2 separate regions of the Homo sapiens genome follow, and region 1 is linked to region 2. Evidence: chromatin contacts called from ENCODE Hi-C or POLR2A ChIA-PET data. All regions are on one chromosome and are shown on one strand. The core of a region is the stretch at or near the end of the contact, and the rest is flanking DNA. Distances in the headings are between cores, read along the strand shown.

Evidence for each region. Hi-C counts contacts between places; a loop is a spot of excess contacts on that map. ChIA-PET counts read pairs that join two places held with the same protein, here RNA polymerase II (POLR2A).
Region 1: a loop to region 2 is called in a map of Calu3, with 2.1 times the contacts of the local background. The contact joins two enhancer-like sites. A Hi-C loop is called at or near these places in 3 of 168 maps with a recorded cell type or tissue (Caco-2, Calu3 and gastrocnemius medialis). POLR2A ChIA-PET finds 5 or more read pairs at or near these places in 2 of 52 experiments (A549 and PC-9).

Annotation. Positions count from the first base shown.
Region 1 is chr7:81,148,286-81,155,416 of GRCh38, forward strand. No RefSeq gene overlaps it. Among named protein-coding and RNA genes, the nearest start is that of SEMA3C, 230 kb to the left of the region's middle. Within about 2 kb of position 2,804, at least 3 of the 41 ENCODE cell types and tissues checked have a DNase peak (open chromatin) inside an H3K27ac peak, as active enhancers do.
Region 2 is chr7:80,717,114-80,724,407 of GRCh38, forward strand. No RefSeq gene overlaps it. Among named protein-coding and RNA genes, the nearest start is that of CD36, 82 kb to the left of the region's middle. RefSeq lists a silencer at 5,740-6,034. Within about 2 kb of position 4,903, at least 14 of the 41 ENCODE cell types and tissues checked have a DNase peak (open chromatin) inside an H3K27ac peak, as active enhancers do.

The DNA.
Region 1 (7,131 bases), core at 1,554-4,053, 430 kb after region 2:
AACAGACCTAGAATAACCAAAGTTATTCTAAGCAAAAAAGACAAAACTGGAGGAATCACATTACCTGACTACAAATTATCCTGCAGAGCTATAGTAATGCAAACAGCATAGTACTGGCATAGAAACAGACAGACAGACCAAAGGAACAGAATAGAGAACCCAGAAATAAATCCATATGTCTACAATGAACTCATTTTTGACAAAGGTAGCAAGAATATACATTGAGAAAAAGATGGTCTCTTCAGTTAATGGTGCTGGGAAAACTAGATATGTCTATGTAGAAGAATGAAATGGGACACGTCTCTTTCACCATATATAAAATCAAACCAAAATGGATTAAAGATTTAAATTTAAGACCTCAAACTATGAAATTACTAAAAGAAAACATTGGCAAAAACTCTCCAGGACATTGCAGAGTTTCTTTTCTTGAGAACTACCCATAAGTACAGACAACCAAAGCAAAAATGGATAAATAGGATTACATCAAGTTAAAAAGCTTCTGCATATCAAAGAACACAATCAACAAAGTGAAGACACAACCCACAGAATGAGAGAAAATATTGGCAAACTGTGCATCTGACAAGGAATTAACAACCAGAATCTATAAGGAGCTCAAACAACTTAATAGGAAAATAAAATCTAATAATCTGATTTAAAATGGGCAGAAGACTTGAATATCTCAAAAGAAGACATACAAATGGCAAACCAATATATAAAAGAGTTCTCAGCATCACTAATCAGCAGAGGAATGCAAATCTGAACTACAATGAGATATCATCTTACCCCAGTTAAAACGGCTTTCATGCAAAAGACAGGCAATAGCAAATGCTGGCAAAGATGTGGAGAAAATGAACCCTTCATGCACTGTTGATGGAAATGTAAATTAGTACAACCACCATGGAGAACATTTTGTAGGTTCCTCCAAAAAACTAAAAATAGAACTACCATATGATCCAGGAATTCTCTTGCTAGGTTTATATCCAAAAAAAAGGGAAATCAGTATATTGAAGAGATATCTGCCCTCTTATGTTTATTGCAGCACTCTTCACAATAGCCAAGATTTGGAAAAAGCCTAAGTGTCCATTAATAGATGAATGGATAAAGAAAATGTAGTGCATATACACGAATGAAATACTATTCTGCCATAAAAAAGAATGAGATTCTGTCATTTGCAATATCATGGTTGGAACTTCAGGCCATTATGTTAAGTGAAATAAGTCAGGCACAGAAAGACAAATGTTGCATGTTCTCACTTATTTGTGGGAGGCAAAAAACAAACAAACAAACAAACAATGAACTCAAGGGGATAGAGAGTAGAACAATGGTTACCAGAGGCTGGGAAGTGTAGTTGGAGGGGGAATGGTTAATGGGTACAAAAATATAGTTAGATAAAATGAATAAGACCTGATATTTGATAACACAATAGGGTGACTATGGTCAACGATAATTTATCATACATTTAAAAATAACTATAAGAGTATGATTGGATTGTTTGTAACACAAAGAAAAAATAAATGCTTGAGATGATGCATACCCCATTTACCCTGATGTGATTATTATACATTGTATGCCTGTATCAATATATCTCATGTAGCCCATAAATGTATATATACCTACTGTGTACCTAGAAATATGTAAAAAAGAATTCTAGTGTATGGGGGGCAAAGTATCTTATGTACTTTATGTAAGTACTCCCTTTCCAATCAATCTCCTCTAGATATCAATCTTACCTCTAGCTATTTTATACATTAAAATACAGCAAACACACAGATACATGTATACATGCTCAGAGCTGGTTCCATTTCATTGTTCATGTTGTTATTCATAAACAATGAATGCTTTATAACAGTTATTTGGGGGGAGAAAGGGCTTTATAAACAACACACATTCTACTCTTAAAATACTGGTATATTTCTTTGCTTTCCATTCTCCAGTTACCACAATCATGAGCCAAGGTATATGTCACATTGCAGTTTTGATACAGCTACTTTTATGCAACACAAAAAAAGTTAAATGTCAAACTGTTAAAATTACTAAGTAGTATATGAGGTAGATTTCTTCAGTCATTTCCTTAATCATACACTGTCTCTGATCCTAAGTGATCATGACTATTTCTTGGGATCACAGATATGTTGAGGCTCAGGTGATCTGGGTTAGAAGCCAGGGATAAGAGATGCCAGAATGAAGGTCAATGCAATGAAATGAGCTAATACCATGGATGTCCATTCATATATTTGACATTATTGCATAATAAAAAATCAATGATTTTGTATTGATCCATATTAATCAGACCATAACAACTGATCAAATAGGCTTCAACAAAAAGTCTTATTTTATTTAGTTGCTACTAATGAGAATAATTATGTTCCTTAGGTGTATTGGGTTAGAAAAAAAAAGATTTCTCTGTTAAAATATTAGACTAATTTAGACTATATAAAACTTTGGATATGTTTTAAAATGTATCGTGATTACAAATGAGGATTAGAATCATGTTATCATGAGGATTACTAATGCAATTAAGCAAAGGTTATTTGTTTCAATGAAGAGAAATCACATGTGGTTAGTTAAGCAGAAAAAGGCATTATTGAAGAAATATCTGGTACCTTCCCAAATCAGCAGGAAGTCAATAGAGCTGGGCTGCAGAAAAATAATAGGGTATAAAGGAGGCCAGGCAGCCAAGAGCCCAGCCACCATCTCATCGTGTGCTCAGGCTGGTTAGAAAATTGTCCCTGGTGCCAGGAACACTGGATGTGCCCTGCTGAGCTGTTTGAATTCAATACAACTGCCAATGTGGTCAGTGGACTCTAGCTATTTGTGTTGCCACCACAATGTTCCAAAGGATTTGTAAACTATCAGACAGCACAGAAGCACAGGCTTGGGCAGGGGAATCTGACTGGCAGAGCAGAGGTCCCAAGCCCAAGCTGAGTCACATGCCTGCATCTGAGCTACCAAGGGCTTCTGATCCTTTCTGTTTCAGAGAAAGAGTCTTCACCAGGCCTCAAAAAGGGTCAGACTGCTCAGTCATAGGAAGAGCATTTTGATGCTCATCAGCCAAAAAGTAAAGAATAGCCATCTCACTGTTTCTCTCTTGTTGGTTTTGATTTCTTCCTCTCTACATATTTTTAACTTAAATGGTTAAACTCTTCTGAACAGCTAGCTAGACTCCTTCCTGAGTTTCTTAGGCATTGACAATGCTCTGTACTACTAATAATTTTGTTTTCCATAACTGTTCTTACTAAACATTTCAATGTTTCATTTCTGTATCTTATTTAGGTTTGGCTCATGATCAATAATGAAGAGTTGAATTGCACCAAGGTAATGCCTTCGTTATAAGATAATCTTAACAGCTGGATTTAGCTAAAAGTGTGAGGTTATGCAGATGGAAAAACTGATCTAGGATCCAATTATTAGGTAGCCTGCTTTTTATTAGTTATTAGGTATGATATTTAGTTGTTCCTAGTGAATCTTGACAAAGAATGTACTGTTGGAACACAAACAGCAGAAAATTGCCATTTGTTCTAAGACCTTGTTTGCTCTCTCCACAGTATTAGCACTAGCGTATCAGTGAATGTAACTCATCCTTGTTAGCTTCCTTGATCTTTTTCTTAGACAATTGTCTCTTCGTGCCTAAATGCATTTGTTCAGCTTTTAGTACAGGCATGCAAGACATATGCCCTTAAGCACACACACACACACACACACACACACACACACACACACAGGCACACATGCAAACACACACTAAGCTACTGTTTCTGCTCCCCATCTGTTGGTTACAAACGGAACTATATGCAGGGAAATTATAAACAGCAATAGAGCTGAACTCACCTCTTCATGAAAAACAGAGAAAAATTATATGGATTTGTCTATTCAAATAGTATGCGTTATGTCTATAAATGTTAACCCTTAAAATAAAGTTTTTATGTCTCCTATGTGGCATATAAATCAAGGTAATTACATTTATTATACAAACACCCTGAATCATTATCTTAAGAGCTAAAAGCATTTTGAATTACTGAGATAAAAGCAACTCAGATCATAGGACCAGGTCTTTGCTGTATCAATCTTATTTCTATCCAAATAGACTCATTTATCTCTCTTTGTTGATTAAGACACCCATTAGTAGAAAAGCATATCTATTGACTATATAAAAGAAGTTGGATTTATGAAGCTTTGGTAATTAGCAGTCAAGAGAATTAAAAATTAATGTTCATGCAAAAAAATTGGAAAGGGAAAGGAGAGAAGAGGAGGGTAGTGTAAGCAAATTAAGTCACTTTAAATTCATTGAAGAGTCTTATCTAATACAGGTTAAATTTAATAAATCATAATATCATAAGAAAAGCCTATCATTTAGAACTATACTGTTTATCTGAAGAATTGTGAATGGAAAAGTTCAAATATACTTACCCCTTAACCCTGAAGTTTTGGATTGATGTTTTATATACATGCAGAGAGAGAGAGAAGAGGAAGCAGACATATAAATGGTGATTAATTTTTATTTTTTAACTTTGAGATTTTATTGTTTTGTCTACATGTGTATATATTTATATGAAATGAAAATATGCTAAATGAAAATATGCTAGACAAAAACCCACAATAAAAAAGAAAAGCCAATCTTGAGGAAATAATTTTAATGAACAAAAATATTCACGGATAACAAACTGCATGCATCAAACTTTGGATTGGAATAGAAGAAAATGAGAACAAAACAAGGGGAGTACAATAATGGGTTTAACTAAGGAAATGATGGTATGATTATATGATTTACTTCTTTGTCATTATGAAAAATGAAGTATTTTATTTTATTTTATTTATTTATTTATTTATTTATTTATTTATTTATTTATTTATTTATTTTTGAGATGGAGTTTCACTCTTGTTGCCCAGGCTGGAGTGCAATGGCGCCACCTCGGCTCACTGCAACCTCTGCCTCCTGAGTTCAAATGATTCTCCGGCCTCAGCCTTACGAGTAGCTGGGATTACAGGTGCCCGCCACCGCGCCCGGCTAAATTTTGTATTTTTAATAGAGTAAAATAATTTTGTATTTTAATAGAGACAGGGTTTCACGATGTTGGCCAGTCTGGTCTCAAATTCCTGACCTCAGGTGATGCACCTGACTTGGTGCTGGGATTACACATGTGAGCCACTGTGCCCGGCTGAAAAATGAAGTTTTAAATGTAAGTTTTATTGACTGCATGCCAGTTAGACCTAGGATTGGACAGCACCACAGAAAATTCCCAAAATAAGTGATTTAACTAAAGAAGTTTAATTTCCTCAGCCATAAAAGAAGTCTGGGGGGGTGCATAGGCCAGGACTAGTATGGAGCTCAGTTTCCTCTCTTCCTACTGTCATTCTGAAAATATGAATGCATCCTCAAAACGTTGGCTGGTGGTCTATCGTTTTAAGAATTTTTTATAGGAAGCAGCCTTGCAAGGTAGAAACAGCATTTCTGTCCTACACAAAGGGTGTGCAGGTTCACTGACCATTATAAAAGTTTTAGGCTCTGTAAGTGTCTCATCCTCTTCTGGCCCTGTGGGAATTGGCACTCAGAAAACTGGGACAAGAAAACCACCTTTCTGTGGAAGGGTTTCTTTTTTGCTTTCAAGTAGTGCAAAATTTTAGAAACTTTGCAGTTCTTTACAGTCCAATACAACATTTCTGCTAACATCATTTTGTCCAGAATTTAGATAAATAAGCACATGGCCCAAGGGAGGCTGCAAATGTTATCTTTTGATTGAGCACTAAAATTAGAGCATTGTTACTGGGAGGAAGGAAAAATGGACTTCAGGGTAGGGCACAAGACGTCACCGCCATAGACTGAAAAATTTGTTCAAAATTTAGTGTTATGTGAAAAAAAAATATTTGAATAAGTAAACAGAAATAGGCCACAGATTTTTAAATGTATAGTAAGTGTTTACTGAGGTTATCTCTGGGTAATGAAGGTGCATTAATTTTCTAGGTGATGCTGTAGCGAGGTACCACAACCTAGGTGGCTTAAATAAGTGGAATTGGTTGTGGTATAGCTCTGGAGACTAGATCAAGTTGTCGGCACCACTGGCTCCTTCTGAGAACTGTGAGGGAAAAATCTGTTCCAGGCTTCTTCTTTTGACTTTTAGATGGCCATCTTCTTCCTGTGTCTTGTGAAAGGAAAATAAATCTCAGGACCCCAAAATCACCAAGCCGAAGGGAAAAGTCAAGCTGGAAACTGCCTCACACAAACCTACCTCCCATTTTGTTCCTAAATAAGATAGCTACGAAAAAGAAAAGGCCACATACCTCCCTCACAATTTGCCCACTAGGAAATTCCTTGTGGGCCCCAAGATCCTTACCCTAAAACAGTTCTGTTGAATTTCACCCTGACAATGTTAATTGATAACTTATCTTCAAAGGTATGGGAGAAAGGACAGAACTCAAAGTCATCCCTCTGCTCCCCTGAGACAAATGCATATCTGATTGCTTCTTCTGCCCTATGTTTATTTTATCTTATGTAAAAATACAGATTCACTGAGTTAGAAGAATGCATAAGTGACTATTCCTCTACCCCCCCACTTTCACATGCGAATGGCTGATCAAAGACTCAAAAGAATGCAACCATTTGCTCCTTATCTACACATACCTTTAAAAAATGTTTTTGTCTTTCCTCAGTATCCACCCTTTCTCCTATAAATATTTAAGCCCTAAAAATCAGCTTTGGAGAAAGGCACAGACATGTCTCCTTACCACGCATCCTGAACCTTGGCAAAATAAACTTCTAAATTGATTGAGACTTGTCTCATATGCTGTTTGGTTTACAGTCCTTTCACATGGAATTCTCTTTGGGTACATGCCTCTGTGTCCCAATTTCACTTTACTACAAGGACCCTAGACAGCCCATCCTAATAACCTCATCTTACCTTAACTTATTATATCTGTAATTAATCTATTTTTCAAATAAGGTCACCTTTTCAGGTACTAGGAGTTAGGATTTTAACAGATGGATTTTGAGGGACACAATTCAAGCCATAAGAGAAGGTATGGGTAACTTTTTTATTTGAATTTTTATTCTTTCCAAGTATCATTGTATTGCTTTTAGGTAATTTTGCTAATTAAAAGAAAAGATATAATTTTTAAAAACAAAAGTTCAAAGTGTCT
Region 2 (7,294 bases), core at 3,653-6,152:
TCTGTCCAGGGCAATCAGGCAGGAGAAGGAAATAAAGGGTATTCAATTAGGAAAAGAGGAAGTCAAATTGTCCCTCTTTGCAGACGACATGATTGTATATCTAGAAAACCCCACTGTCTCAGCCCAAAATCTCCTTAAGCTGATAAGCAACTTCAGCAAAGTCTCAGGATACAAAATCAATGTACACAAATCACAAGCATTCTTATACACCAATAACAGACAAACAGAGAGCTAAATCGTGAGTGAACTCCCATTCACAATTGCTTCCAAGAGAATAAAATACCTAGGAATCCAACTTACAAGGGATGTGAAGGACCTCTTCAAGGAGAACTACAAACCACTGCTCAAGGAAATAAAAGAGGATACAAACAAATGGAAGAACATTCCATGCTCATGGGTAGGAAGAATCAATATCGTGAAAATGGCCATACTGCCCAAGGTAATTTACAGATTCAATGCCATCCCCATCAAGCTACCAATGCCTTTCTTCACAGAATTGGAGAAAACTACTTTAAAGCTCATATGGAACCAAAAAAGAGCCCGCATCGCCAAGTCAGTCCTAAGCCAAAAGAACAAAGCTGGAGGCATCACACTACCTGACTTCAAACTATACTACAAGGCTACAGTAACCAAAACAGCATGGTACTGGTACCAAAACAGAGATGTAGACCAATGGAACAGAACAGAGCCCTCAGAAATAATGCCGCATATCTACAACTATCTGATCTTTGACAAACCTGAGAAAACCTGAGAAAAACGAGCAATGGGGAAAGGATTCCCTATTTAATAAATGGTGCTGGGAAAACTGGCTAGCCATATGTAGAAAGCTGAAACTGGATCCCTTCCTTACACCTTATACAAAAATCAGTTCAAGATGGATTAAAGACTTAAACGTTAGACCTAAAACCATAAAAACCCTAGAAGAAAACCCAGACAATACCATTCAGGACATAGGCATGGGCAAGGACTTCATGTCTAAAACACCAAAAGCAATGGCAACAAAAGCCAAAATTGACAAATGGGATCTAATTAAACTAAAGAGCTTCTGCACAGCAAAAGAAACTACCATCAGAGTGAACAGGCAACCTACAACATGGGAGAAAATTTTCGCAACCTACTCATCTGACAAAGGGCTAATATCCAGAATCTACAATGAACTCAAATTTACAAGAAAAAAACAAACAACCCCATCAAAAAGTGGGCAAAGAACATGAACAGACACTTCTCAAAAGAACACATTTATGCAGCCAAAAAACACATGAAAAAATGCTCATCATCACTGGCCATCAGAGAAATGCAAATCAAAACCACAATGAGATACCATCTCACACCAGTTAGAATGGCAATCATTAAAAAGTCAGGAAACAACAGGTGCTGGAGAGGATGTGGAGAAATAGGAACACTTTTACACTGTTGGTGGGACTGTAAACTAGTTCAACCATTGTGGAAGTCAGTGTGGCGATTCCTCAGGGATCTAGAACTAGAAATACCATTTGACCCAGCCATCCCATTACTGGGTATATACCCAAAGGACTAGAAATCATGCTGCTATAAAGACACATGCACACGTATGTTTATTGTGGCACTATTCACAATAGCAAAGACTTGGAACCAACCCAAATGTCCAACAATGATAGACTGGATTAAGAAAATGTGGCACATATACACCATGGAATACCATGCAGCCATAAAAAAGGATGAGTTCATGTCCTTCGTAGGGACATGGATGAAATTGGAAATCATCGTTCTCAGTAAACTATCGCAAGAACAAAAAACCAAACACCGCATATTCTCACTCATAGGTGGGAATTGAACAATGAGATCACATGGACACAGGAAGGGGAACATCACACTCTGGGGACTGTTGTGGGGTGGGGGGAGGGGGGAGGGATAGCACTGGGATAATACCTAATGCTAGATGACGAGTTAGTGGGTGCAGCGCACCAGCATGGCACATGTATACATATGTAACTAACTTGCACAATGTGCACACGTACCCTAAAACTTAAAGTATAATAATAAAATAAAGAAAAAGAAAAAAAGAAGAAAAAAAAATAAATTTTGTCAAAAGCAGTTAAATTGTCAAAAACAGTCAACACATGATCTTGGAACATAATTTTCAAAGCATGTTAATAGTATTTACTCAAAGAAATTAAAAATTTCAACAAGGAGCTAAGTGGGCTGTGAGAGTAACTGAGCAAAGCTGGATGGAATACACAAAATTAAATCAGTTGCTTTATTGCAGAATTCTTTAGCCGTTAGTAAACAACAACACAATGTGCATACTTAAGAAGACAGGAATGCAGCGTGCAGCATTTCTTGCTTGAGCTTAGTGGGTGAGATGGGGGTTAGTGTTTCACAGAACATGGTTAGAGGAAATATTTTTCTGAGGGCATCACTACTGACAGGCTCACGTAAGTCATGCATATACATGAACTATCCAGTTGCTCATCATTTTAATTTGCTTTAGCTCCAAGACTGGGGAAGACTATCACCTGCATTATTCTCTGGTGCCTTTATGGACTCTAGTACAATAGAATACTAAGTAGTTAATTGGCTAAAATAGGTCTTGGGTCAATCAGTTAACATGTTAAGATCAATGTCAATTGGCAAGTTCTATCCAGATTAAGATGTAAAGCATTTCTACGGCAGGTTAACTAATAATCTTTTTGGTCCTACCTAGCACTTTAGCTAGTTAGCATTATCATTCAAGTAATCCATGTAAATAGGAAACTTAATAAGGAATATGTGCCTATAGGCCTAAGCAGGTGTAATTTTCTTTAAAAATTAAAAGGTTTGTTTGTTTGTTGTTGTTTTTGAGACAGAGTCTGGCTCTGTCACCCAGGCTGGAGTGTAGTGGTGCGATTTTGGCTCACTGCAACCTCCGCCTTAGGGGTTCAAGCAATTCTCCTGCCTCAGCCTCCAGATTGGGATTACAGGCATGTGCCACCGTGTCTGGCTAATTTTCTTGTAATTTTAGTACAAAAGGGGTTTCACCACATGGGCCAGACTGGTCTCAAACTCCTGGCCTAAAGCGATCCACCTGCCTCGACCTCACAAGGTGCTGCGATTACAGGGATTACAGGCTGGGATTACAGGCATAAGTCACCACACCCAGCCTAAAAATTAAAAGTTTATACTGTATTGTTCACATTGTGATGCAACTTTCCATATGTATTTCCAGAATCAACTATGTATCAAGGAATATTGAAAGCATAAAATGAGATCATGGTGAATTCTCTCCCATTGTCATTCTTGTGGTAAGGGAATGAATGGTGGGGAGAGAAGCTAAGAGGAGAATTTGCTCTGTCTCAGTGCTGTATTGCCTCCTGAAACAGAATATCAAGTTTTCTTATCTACATGTGAAAAGGCTTTCAATACTTATAAATAAGGGTATCACATTAGTTCTAAAGGATGATTTTGAGTGTTCTGCTCATCTCTTATGTTTGAGGAACAGCATTATCTCTGGTTTTGTGAGCACTACTATTTCAGGACCAGGTGTCCTGGTACTAATGAGTTGCCACACTCTGAGCAGTGGTGATATTTAACAGAGTATGCCTTAAAACAGCATCTATGGCTACAAATTGATGAGGGTGTCAATCATTCCTGAAAGCCTAGTATGCAAGGAGTCCAATTTTCTCCTTCCAAATTTAGGGAGTATAATATCAAAGAGATGGGAAGTGAAAACTTTCAGACTCAGCAATCACTGAGGATGGTTTCATCTAGACAATTCATTGAAGCAAGAAAGTGAGGACTAGGAGTAGTAGTATTACGTAAAATATTTACCGATTTTGACAGAAGTCATATAATAAAAATATATCTATGCCATACATTTATAACTTACAAAATTTTAGTGTACTCCTTATAAAATATTTATAATAGAAAATATTAAATATGTAATTCAAAGAAGTGTAAATTGTAAACATACCTTTGGATACAAATTTTAGAAAATAAAGTTAATTAACATAAGGTTAATATGACATGGACCTTTAATGAATCATAAATAATGAAAATAAAATACTATTTGATCATTGTAAAGTTCAACCTCATATATGTACACAAATTATCCATAAAACTAAAAAGTAGAAACAACTCAAATATCCATAAACTGATAAGTGGATAAACTTAAGGTGATACATCCATACAATAGAAAATTAGGCAATCAAAAAAATGAAATACTCCTATGTGCTACATATATGAACATTGAAAACATCATGCTAAGTGAAAGAAACTAGTCACAGGTGACTATATATTGTGTAATTCCATATATCTGAAATGTCTAGAATGAGAAAACCCATAGAGATAGAACATAAGCTAGTGGCTGCCTAGAGTGGAAGAAGGGGAAGAGGATTAAAACTGACTGCTACACAGTACAGGATTTCTTTTTGAGGTGATAAAAATATACTAGATTATGGTGGTAGTTGCACAATTTATGTACATCTACATGGGTGAATTGAATGGCATATAAATTATATCTCAAGAAAAGCTATATATATAACCCCGGACTAGTGTGCCTTTGAGTCATAATATTTGTACGCAATTTTTAATATGCTAATTAAAAGCAATTTATGCCTCTATACCAGTTGAAGGAAGAATGCTGAGGTATTTTAACTCCAACTATTTCCTTCTACCTTTTTATTCTTCAAATAATCCCAATTCTCCTTTGATAACTTTGGGTAGACAATTTTTTTTAAACAAGGATAACAAATTTTTATTGGCAAGAGTTGTATTTTGTTTCAAAGTACACTTTCCAGTTTGTTTTCTTCTTTCTTGGTTCATGCACAGTCAGATGCAAAAGTACCAAAAACAGTTTCTGTCATGTTGAAATCCTGTTGATTTGGTAAATCTAATGTCTAAATTAGAGAACTTTTCTTTCTTTCCTTATACTGCAAGTTACTCAATGTGACAGTACAGTATGACTCATAGAAGCACAGATCTGCCTACGACTGCAGGCTGTGGGTGGATTGGAGTCAAGGAAGAAAAAAATGGAGTAAGAGATTCATATGCTTTGAATTCAAGGCATAAGGGTGAGATTTCCAAATGTCAAAGTAACCTGGCATCACAACAAAATTGTATGTAGTTTGCAATACAAAAATGTTTTAAAATAATTTAACAGGGACAATTTTCAGAATACCAGCCTGGCAGTCATCACTGTTATTGCAACTGCACAGGAATCTGGGTGCTACTCCAGTCAGGATCACTGTGGATGACCTTGTTTTCTAAGCCAGGAGGATTCTTGAAATGAGCCTCTTCTGTCAATCACATGTCTAGTACAGCCAGGGTCTTTGACTGTCTGAAAGCCCCATCATTGTCACCTTCTTAGTCTCTGCTACTCACTGGGAAGCCAGAGAGATTCCCCGCTGCTCTAGGACCAGAAGACTTTCTTCCTTTCCTAGCCTCTAAAAATCTCCTCCCTCATTCTTCCTCCCAGTTATTGCTCTCTTCCGATTCCCCAGCATGGTCCCCTGAAAGAATTCAGGCACTAGAAAACTAAAGCCCAGAGGCAATTTTGTCGAAGCAATTTAATTTTTAATCAAGCTATGCAAAAATCTCAAGGGGCAGGGGAGTACTATGGCCTGGGAGGAGGAGAGAAAACAGAGTGAGAGCAAAGTAAATTATCTCTAATTTAACCTGCCATACTAGGACTTAATCTCTAACAGTTCACTCCAAATACTTCTTAGTTATATAGAATAAACCATGTCATCCAATTTGCTGCTGAATGACCTTTCACCATCCTGGGCTGATATTAGTCAGAGGTGGTGATTGCTTAAGGCTCAGCTAAAGGAGCTCATTTTGCTCCTTTGCTGCGTCTTTCAGTCATTCCATCAGCATGAGCCACTGCACTTTGTGCCAGTGTACTCTGTGCCTCTTCCCACTGGGCTCTGCATTACGCTTTCATCTCATCCCAACCACTGGGCTTCTGTTAGTCAAACTTGCATTCCACATGACACATTTCCCCATCTGTGTCTTACTGTGAATATTTTCTGCTGCTCTCATAAAATCTTTCACTACCCTGGGTTACTCTCATCTCCTTCATTTGTAGACTGCATGATGGTTAATGATTAGGATTACAATACATTTCTGTAATGTTAACATGGTATCTCCAACAGTCATTGTTTTGTGGCTACAATAACACATTCTGGATATATAAGATTGAAGATTAAGTTAATTCACTTTTATTTAAATGGGCTTATTTCTTTTTGACATTTGTAGTCCAGTTGTAGAGTATGAGTATGTGTATATAGGTGTGTGTGATGATAACAAATAATGGGGGAAATATTTGAGTCAATTCTCACTTGGGAAGGGAAGTTAAATCCACAATTGTCAGATAGATTCCTTAAAACCTTAAAAAGCTTAAATTACATGTCTGGATTAGCTCACCTTGGTGTAAAATGGGACATTCAAATTCCTGTCTCATTCAAGCCACATCAGTTACATCTGCATTTTAGAGGTGTTGTTTTCTCTTCCTGAGCTAGTTGTAAGTAATCCTTTAATCAACTGAACATACTTTTTTTTTTTTTTTTTTGAGATGGAGTCTCATACTGTTGCCCAGGCTGGAGTGCAGTGGCCAGATCTCAGCTCACTGCCACCTCCGCCTCCCGGGTTCAAGAGGTTCTCTTGTCTCAGCCTCCCGAGTAGCTGGGATTACAGGCATGCCACCACACCCAGCTAATTTTTTGTATTTTTAGTAGAGATGAGGTTTCACCATGTTGCCCAGGCTGGTCTCAAACTCCTGACCTCGTGATTTACCTGTCTCGGCCTCCCGAAGTGCTGGGATTACAGGCGTGAGCCACCATGCTCGGCCGAGAGATGTTTTTAAAAAGAGTAATCGCAAAAAAGAGTAGGAGAACAGGAGTAAATGCAGGAAACAGAAAGGGAATGAAGCAGAACTGAAAGGGAAAGAATAAATGAATATGAAGCAAGAGAGAATGTCACCAATAAATATCATGCTGTGAAGTTACACCTGTACCACAGAGCCCAGGTTACCCTCCAGAATGAGAAGGAACATGGCAGCTTGAATGGAAACCCAGTTTATGTGAGTGCATCACTTAACTTACCTTAGTTTCATTTTGCTTTTCTGTAAAGAAAGGGACAGAATGACCCCAAGGTTCAACAAGATTTCTTTTTGATTTAAAATTTGAGAACTCTATGAAAGGTCACTCTGTAAGCCAGGTAGCAGCTGGGCAATTCAGTCAGGCATGTGTTTACATTCCAAACATATTCCAGAAGCACCCTGTAGAGTTTGAAAAGGCCTCTGAATTTGTCCTTAAAAAAAAAAAAAATCTTCAACATG